Regions from separate parts of the Homo sapiens genome. Here region 1 is linked to region 2. Evidence: chromatin contacts called from ENCODE POLR2A ChIA-PET data. All regions are on one chromosome and are shown on one strand. The core of a region is the stretch at or near the end of the contact, and the rest is flanking DNA. Distances in the headings are between cores, read along the strand shown.

The links. ChIA-PET counts read pairs that join two places held with the same protein, here RNA polymerase II (POLR2A).
Region 1: POLR2A ChIA-PET joins it to region 2 with 12 read pairs in T-cell. The contact joins two enhancer-like sites. POLR2A ChIA-PET finds 5 or more read pairs at or near these places in 6 of 52 experiments (HCT116, HEK293, HepG2 and 3 more).

Annotation. Positions count from the first base shown.
Region 1 is chr3:196,752,575-196,756,666 of GRCh38, reverse strand. The region is part of intron 1 of PAK2 (p21 (RAC1) activated kinase 2); the gene reads right to left. Among named protein-coding and RNA genes, the nearest start is that of PAK2, 15 kb to the right of the region's middle. Within about 2 kb of position 1,931, at least 2 of the 41 ENCODE cell types and tissues checked have a DNase peak (open chromatin) inside an H3K27ac peak, as active enhancers do.
Region 2 is chr3:196,663,477-196,667,624 of GRCh38, reverse strand. No RefSeq gene overlaps it. Among named protein-coding and RNA genes, the nearest start is that of NRROS, 26 kb to the right of the region's middle. RefSeq lists enhancers at 211-872, 873-1,535, 1,536-2,198 and a silencer at 1,193-1,487. Within about 2 kb of position 1,429, at least 6 of the 41 ENCODE cell types and tissues checked have a DNase peak (open chromatin) inside an H3K27ac peak, as active enhancers do.

The sequences.
Region 1 (4,092 bases), core at 682-3,181, 89 kb before region 2:
ACAAGGTTTCACCATATTGGGCAGGCTGGTCTTGAACTCCTGACCTTGTGATCCTCCCAGCTCGGCCTCCCAAAGTGCTGGGATTACAGGCATGAGCCACCACGCCCAGCCCAAGCATTTTGTTACTAATACTCCTAATTTATTCATTCATTCAAATATTTATTAAGTGCCTAAAAGAGTTAAGTCTCAGTTTGGAGCTCACAAATAACAACTACTCTGAAATGAGTTAAGCTGCTGACAGGGCCCAGTGGAACGCACTGGAAAGGGGGACCCGGAGCTCCTGTTTAGATGAGAGTAATTAGGCAAAAAAAACCCAGAATTGCTTTTTGAAGGATGAAAAGGAATTTGTCAGGCAAAGAAAGAGAGGAAGGTATCTATATACAGAGGACACAGGGAGTGTAAAGGCATTTTGTAATTCAAATGTGACCCTTTTTTCTCTTTTTCTTCTTCCCCTTGGCTTTCACTCAATCACCACATTAAAAAACTGAAACAATGACAAAGCGTAAAGGAAGTCAAGTGGCGAGGCTCAGAAAATGCTTCAAAACTGCCTGACGGTAGGGAACAGGGAGACAACAAGTCAGCAACAAGAAAGATTACTTAAAAAGTTGGAAGGGGCCGGGTGCGGTGGCTCACACCTGTAATCCCTGCACTTTGGGAGGCCAAGGCAGACGGATCATGAGGTCAAGAGTTCAACACCAGCCAGACCAACACAGTGAAACCCCGTCTCTATTGAAAATACAAAGATTAGCCAGGCATGGTGGTGCTCGCCTGTAACCCCAGCTACTAAGGAGGCTGAGGCAGCAGAATCGCCTGAACCCAGGAGGCGGAGGTTGCAGTGAGCCAAGATCATGCCGCTGTACTCCAGGCTGGCAACAAAGCGAGACTCCGTCTCAAAAAAAAAAAGAAGAAGTCTGGGTGCAGTGGCTCACGCCTGTAATCCCAACACTTTGGGAGGCTGAGGCAGGCGGATCACCTGAGGTCAGGAATTCGAGACCAGCCTGACCAACGTGGAGAAACCCCATCTCTACTAAAAATACAAAATTAGCCAGGCGTGGTGGCACATACCTATAATCCCAGCTACTCAGGAGGCTAAGGCAGGAGAGTCACTTGAACCCGGGAAGTAGAGGTTACAGAGGGCCGAGATTGTGCCACTGCACTCCAGCCTGGGCAGCAAGAGCCAAACTCCATCTCAAAAAAAAAAAAAAAAAAGTCGGAAGAAGAAATGCGTAAACACTCTGAAGTCTAGTTTTTCCTAATTTTGGCCATGAACCCCAAATAGCAATTCAAAATGGAAAAATGGGGAGGGAGGGTCCATAGACATAGGAAAAATTTTCAGCCTCACTAGATTTATCAAACAGATGCAAAATGGAACAAGATACCATTCTCCTACTACCAAAGTGAAAATCTATCAATCTGAGGTAAAATCTTTTATTAAAAGATGAAGGTCAAGACTGATGTTACTACTTAAGTGATTACCTAAGTTTCAAAAAATTGGAACAGGTTTACTCTAGTAAATAATGCTATCAAATCAGAAATCTCCAACGTAGTCTGTCCCAAATCTCCACCAATACAATTTATATGAGATCTTTGAAGGATTTCAATTAGCTTTAAGGTCAACTGTACTGCAAAAAGACTCGTGACCCAGCCATGCTCTGCCTCATAAAACAAAGTTCAATCATCTGCCTAAAAGAACTATGAAGATATCTTGTCTCTCCCTACTAGCCATCGCTTTATTTGGAGACTCAGAGTCGGCTTTGAAGAATCAAAGCAGAATCAAGAATTGGTCAGCCACTCCTTGCTACACAGAGGCAGTTTTTGTGGCAGCCACAGTTCCTTATCTTCTGTGATCTCTCAACATACATTCAGGGAGATTACCAGGCGCAAATTCCAGAAAGCAAACCAGGAAGTGTGTGTCTGCGCCCGTGTGCAGGTAAGGTTCCAGCGGGGCTGTGTAAGGGCAGGAAAACCCGAATGGACACACTGCTTCCTGGGAGGTTTAGTGAAGTAACAAGGAGAGTGTTATGTTGTGGGTGTAAGATCAGAATCAGAAAACCTGTAACAGCAGCACATGCTAGAAATGAGGGCCACTCTCATACATCATCAGTTCAGACTCACAAAGACAGAAACAGGGTAGGGTAAGATCCTACTACCCTAGCCCAGAATACCATATGAAGAGGAATGTCTGTTCATCACTGGAAATCAGGCCGGGAGCTGTGTATTTATCCCTCAGAAATACATCTGAGAAGCGGTTTCATCAGAACTCCAGTCCCCTGGAGAGGCAAGGAAAACACACACACATCTCTGACAAATGCACATGAGACAGGACATAACAGTTACTGTTCAATGGTAAGTAGGCAGTAAGAAATCCAGCACTGATCCTAATAGCAAAAGAAAACCACAAGGAAGATTACCCTTCACACAAAAGCAGAACCTAACTTACAAGGTAAATTACTTCAGGAACTTCCAGTCACAATTTAGCAAATGACACAAAACAGGAGTATATGGAGAGAAGAAACCAGGATGAGATAAGATAATTTAAGAAAAGTGAGATAAATTTTAAAAGGATACTAAGAAATTAAGATTGCAATAGCAGAAATAAAGCCAACATTAGAAGTGAAAAAGAAAAATCAAACGAGTGGTAAAAAAGGGCAAACTTTTGAGCAGTTCACATAGGGGACAGAAATGGTGAGCCAACCTAATAATTACATGTGTTTTCAAGGAAGGAAACAGAACAATTGAAACAAAAGTAATCACCAAAAGTATTATTGGAAATTTTTTAAAAAGCACCAAGTACAAAGATCATAAGGAACTAATGTTTCAGGCAACATTAGTGAACATGTACAAGACAGAATCTGTCAAAATATTTTTAAAAAAAGAAAAAGGAAAATTCCTACCACCATCCAGGCACAGGAAAAAAACAAAATGATTAATGCAAGGCGATAGAACAACATCAACAGAATTTCTGAGGGAAGTTAGCAATCTAAATCATTAAATGTGGCTTCCAGGTACTCCTAGTGAAAATACTAGCTGAAAATGTACACTAGATGGTATACATGACTAATGAATTTAAATGTAAAACAGAAAGCTGGCAATGAGCAATGAATTCACATAAACAAGGTTTCAATAACTTGTGTTAATACTAAATGTAATTAGCGAGATAAAAGAAATAATTAGGCCAGGTGTGGTGGCTCTCACCTGCAATCCCAGCACTTAGGGAGGCTGGGGCAGGAAGATAGGATCACGTGAGCCCAGAAATTAGGCGGGTGTGGTGGCATGTGCCTGTAGTCCCAGCTACTCAGGCGGCTGAGATGGGAGGACTGCCTGAAAGACTGCAGCAAGCTGAGGTTGCACCACTGCACTCCAAACTGGGCAACCTTCTTATATCTGAAGATTATAAGATTTTTTTCTCAGGCCCGGCGCGGTGGCTCACACCTGCAATCCCAGCACTTTGGGAGGCTGAGGCGGGCGGATCACGAGGTCAGGAGATCGAGACCATCCTGGCCCACATGATGAAACCTCGTCTCTACTAAAAATACAAAAATTAGCCAGGCGTGGTGGTGGGTGCCTGTAATCCCAGCTATTCAGGCCTGAACTCGGGAGGCGGAAGTTGCAGTGAGCCATCGGCACCACTGCACTCCAGCCTGGGTGACACAGGGAGACTCCGTCTCAAAAAAAAAAAAAATTTTTTTTTCTCTTAACCCATTCTCACGTTACCCTCTTTTCACCTCCATGGTGAGCTTGGGACAAGAGCGAGACCTTGTCTCAAAAATAAATAGGCCAGACGTGGTGGCTCATGCTTTTACTACCAGCCCTTTGGGAGGCCAAGGCAGACGGATCACTTGAGGCCAGGAGTTTGAGACCAACACGACAAAACCCTGTCTCTACTAAAAATATAAAAATTAGCCAGGCGTGGTGGTACACGCCTGTAATCCCAGCTATTCGGGAGGCTGAGGTCAGGAAAATTGCTTGAACCAGGGAAGAGGTGCTTGCAGTGAGCTGAGATTGCGCCATTGCACTCCAGCCTGGGCAACAGAGTGAAACTCTGTCTCAAACAAACAAACAAACAAACAAATAAATAAAACAAAATTACCA
Region 2 (4,148 bases), core at 180-2,679:
TCTGCCATTTCATTAGCAAACGTGCTGTTCCGCAGCCACTAACCACTATCGGCTGACAGTCTGATAGACTTGATAAAGATGACAAGTTGTTGATGCTGTTTGCTCTTCTTTGCGTAATGTTAACATCTTCACCACAGTTCTTGGGCAAATCATCTTTTTTTTTTTTTTTTTTTTTTTTTTTGAGAGAGGGTCTCATTCTATTGCCCAGGCTGGAGTGCCATGGTGCGATCGTGGCTCCCTGCAGCTTCCACCTCCTGGGCTCAAGTGATCAGCCTCTCGAGTAGCTGAGCCTGCAGGCGCATGCTACCATGCCTGACTAATTTTTGTATTTTTTTGTAGAGATGGGGTCTTGCTCTGTTGCCCAGGCTGGTCTCAAAATCCTACCCTCAAGTGATCCTCCCACCATGGCCTCCCTAAGTGCTGAGATTACAGGCATGAGCCCCCACGCCCAGCCACCTTGAACAAATCTTAAGCGCTCTCAGCCTAGAGTTTTCTCCAAGATTAAGCGAAATTATCCACATAAAGCACTTAGCACAAAATAAGTGCTTGGTACTTGTTGATGAGGATGAAATAGAAGATGACTAGTTGGTGAGAAGTGTTTTTTTTTGTTTTTCGTTTTTGTTTTTTTGAGACACAGTTTCGCTCTTGTCACCCAGGCTGGAGTGCAGTGGCACGATCTTGGCTCAATGCAACCTCCGCCTCCCGGGTTCAAGAGATCCTCCTGCCTCAGCCCCCGCAGTAGCTGGGATTACAGGCATGTGCCACCACGCCGGGTAATTTTTTGTATTTTTAGTGGAGACGGGGTTTCGCCATGTTGGGCAGGCTGGTCTCAAACTCCTGACCTCAGGTGATCCGCCTGCTTCAGCCTTCCAGAGTGCTGGGATTATAGGCATGAGCCACTGCACCCGGCCGAGAAGGATTTTTTTAAATAACACTTTTTTTTTCCCCAGCTCCATCATCTGTTTGCTTTGGTCATTGCAACACCCACACTCTTTTAAAGAAGGTCTCCAAGGCTGGAAACTTCTCCCACTCTAATTTGGGTAAAATATGAATATGTTTGTAACACACTGAGGCGTGCCATCTTCCTCATGTCCACCTTCTTCCTCATGTCCACGCATGGACTCCATGGAAATCAGGGGACTCCATCTTCGGGAGATTTGCTTTCCTAGCGCTGGCCGCGCATCCTTAGCACTCTGTGGCTCCCTGACACAAGTGCTGGAATCTCTCGGGCTCAGGATTACTAAATGAGTAGCCAGCTGCGTCATGCAGGGACCCAGCAGGAACCAGATGGCACGTTCAAACAAGGACAAGTCAGGAGGATTTACAAAGGGACGATTCACAAAGCGGTGGAGAGGGGAGGGCAAACCGCAAAGGATAATGCAATTACACGAGCTGGTGAGGCAGAGCTGTTACCCATGCTAGGCCCAGAGAAGAGAGCCAGGGGAGTGAGTGGTTCCTAGATACCTAAGGCAGAGATTCGTGTGCAAAGAGCCGCCTTGAGACGAGTGTGAGTTTGGTTGATAGGTGCAGCCAGTTTGAGACAAATCTACAGGGAGGAGTCAGGAGAATAAATACTCTGACCTCACTTTCTTCCTCCCCTGTGATTTGCCAAACCTCCTTCTTAGCCAAATACCACTGGAAGCCAAAGGGCAAGGGAGCCCATTGAGGCCAGCCTCCTGGGGCAGGGTGGAAAAGAGTGGGAAGTAGATCTGGAGGGGCAAATGGAAGTTATCTGGCACATTAAATAAATAAAAAGTGATATGACCAGTGATACAAACCAAGGATTAGAGTTTGTCCAATTGCTTGCAACTGGGGTCGTTTAAAAAAAGAAATCAGCAGGCGCCGTGGCTCAGCCTGTCATCCCAGCACTGTGGGAGGCCGAGGCGGGCGGATCACAAGGTCAGGAGTTCGAGGCCGGCCTGGCCAACATGGTGAAACCCCATCTCTACTAAAAATACAAAAATTAGCTGGGCGTGGTGGCAGGCACCTGTCATCCCAGCTACTCAGGAGGCTGAGGCAGGAGAATCGCTTGAACCCGGGAGGCGGAGTTTGCAGTGAGCCGAGATTGCGCCATTGCACTCCAGCCTGGGTGACAGAGCAAGACTCCATCTCAAAAAAAGAAAGAACGGAAAAAAATCAATTGATCCCTAACTTAAATGCCTCCAGAAAAACCTTCAGCTTTTGTTTTATGACTGGATTTCCAAAATCTAAGTTACTGTTACTCATGTTCACAGACCAGTCTCTGACATGATTTATCTGTGATTCTGAATATCCTCCTGTGTGAATATTCTGGCATGTGGCAACCGGAAATGGCCCCCTACTGCCCACCCACTGAGGAAGAACCACGTGGTGCCCCACCTGGCTGAATGGGAGCTCTTAGGCAGACACCATTCTGGCCCCACCGAAGAACTCTGGTAACAGGCTTTGTGGGTCCTTCCCTCGCCAGTAGGTTCTCCTATGGGTCCAGGTCGGAGTGGGAGAAGCAGGGAAAGGGGACAGAATTTGCTGGGGGAACCATAGCTGAGCACTGAAGGCAGAAAGCACCTTCCCTATGTAACTTTCCGCATACTGAGAGAAACCTAGAAAATCATCCTTTTTTTTTTGAGACGGAATTTTGTCTTGTCGACCAGGCTGGACTACAGTGGCGCCATCTCTGCTCACTGCAACCTCCGCCTCCCAGGTTCAAGCGATTCTCCTGCCTCAGCCTCCCGAGTAGCTGGGACTACAGGCACACGCCACCACGCCCAGCTAATTTTTGTATTTTTAGTAGAGATGGGGTTTCACCATATTGGCCAGGCGGGTCTCGAACTCCTGACCTCAGGTGATCCACCCACCTCAGCTTCCCAAAGTGCTGGGATTATAGGCATGAGCCACCGCACCCGGCAGGAAATCACCTTTGGATCCTTGTGATGGAAAACACTAGGAAGGAAAGCCCACAGCCTTCTAAAGTCACAGTCACAGGCAGGGCTGGGGCTCAATTTGTCATCCTCCCGGGCTGGACCCCAAGAACAGAAAGAGTGGGTGGTCAGCTACATGGTGTGACTTGAGGGGCTTCAAAAGTCCTGCTGAACCCCAAACTATCTCCCCGACTGCCCTGAGTTTCTGTCTGAAGTTTCCATCATTTGAGTCATTTCTTTGTGCTAAGAATTTGCTTCCAGAAGTTGCCTGCTAAAATGTACACGCTGCCTGGGCGCGGTGGCTCACGCCTGTAATCCCAACACTTTGGGAGGCCACAGTGGGCGGATCACCCTGAGGCCAGGAGTTCAAGACCAGCCTGGCCAACATGGTGAAACCGTGTCTCTACTAAAAATACAAAAATTAGCTGGGTGTGGTGGCGGGCGCCTGTAGTCCCAGCTATTCAGGAGGCTGAGGCAGGAGAATCGCTTGAACCTGGGAGGCAGAGGTTGCAGTGAGCAGAGATCACGCCACTGCACTCCAGCCTGGGCAACAAAGCGAGACTCAGGCTAATAAATAAATAAATAAATAAATAAATAAATAAATAAATAAAATGTACATGCAGCCATAAAAGGATACGGGACTTACTTTTCATTCATTTTGTTTGCTCAACGTCTCACTTCCTTTCTTAGGTTTCAAGAACTCTGCCCCCTCATAAGAATTTGGAGGACACGGAGCCTATCTTCTGCCATAGACACCTCGCCAAGGGGTACAGCATTGCCGTGCCAGTCCTTCTTGTACTCAGGGCAGGGGCACATGACCACGGTCAGGAGCTGGCGATGCAGCAGAATTTGGGGAGCATTTATTTCAGCAGAAGGTGGCAGGGGTGGCTGCAGCCATGCTCCCACAGTTACTGCTCATGGCATGGTTTGGGCTGAGGTCAGGAGTTCGAGACCAGCTGGTCCCAATTGCTACACAGCATCTTCTGTTCCTGCCCATTTTCCAAGCCTGTTCCTCAGCCTTCCCGAGAGTCCAGAGCTTACTAATATTCTCTTACTAAATGCGTAAGCTACTTAAATCAGACAGAACCGTCTTCAGTTGCATGAGACTAAGAACACTGATGGATACCAGAGGTGACGCATTAACTCAAGAGAAGCCGTCAGTGCACCAGCCACAGATAGATGCATTTGTCTAATTAGCTAGTGTTCACATTAGGAAACAGCAGGACCCCAGAGAAGGGTTTTGTTGATGGG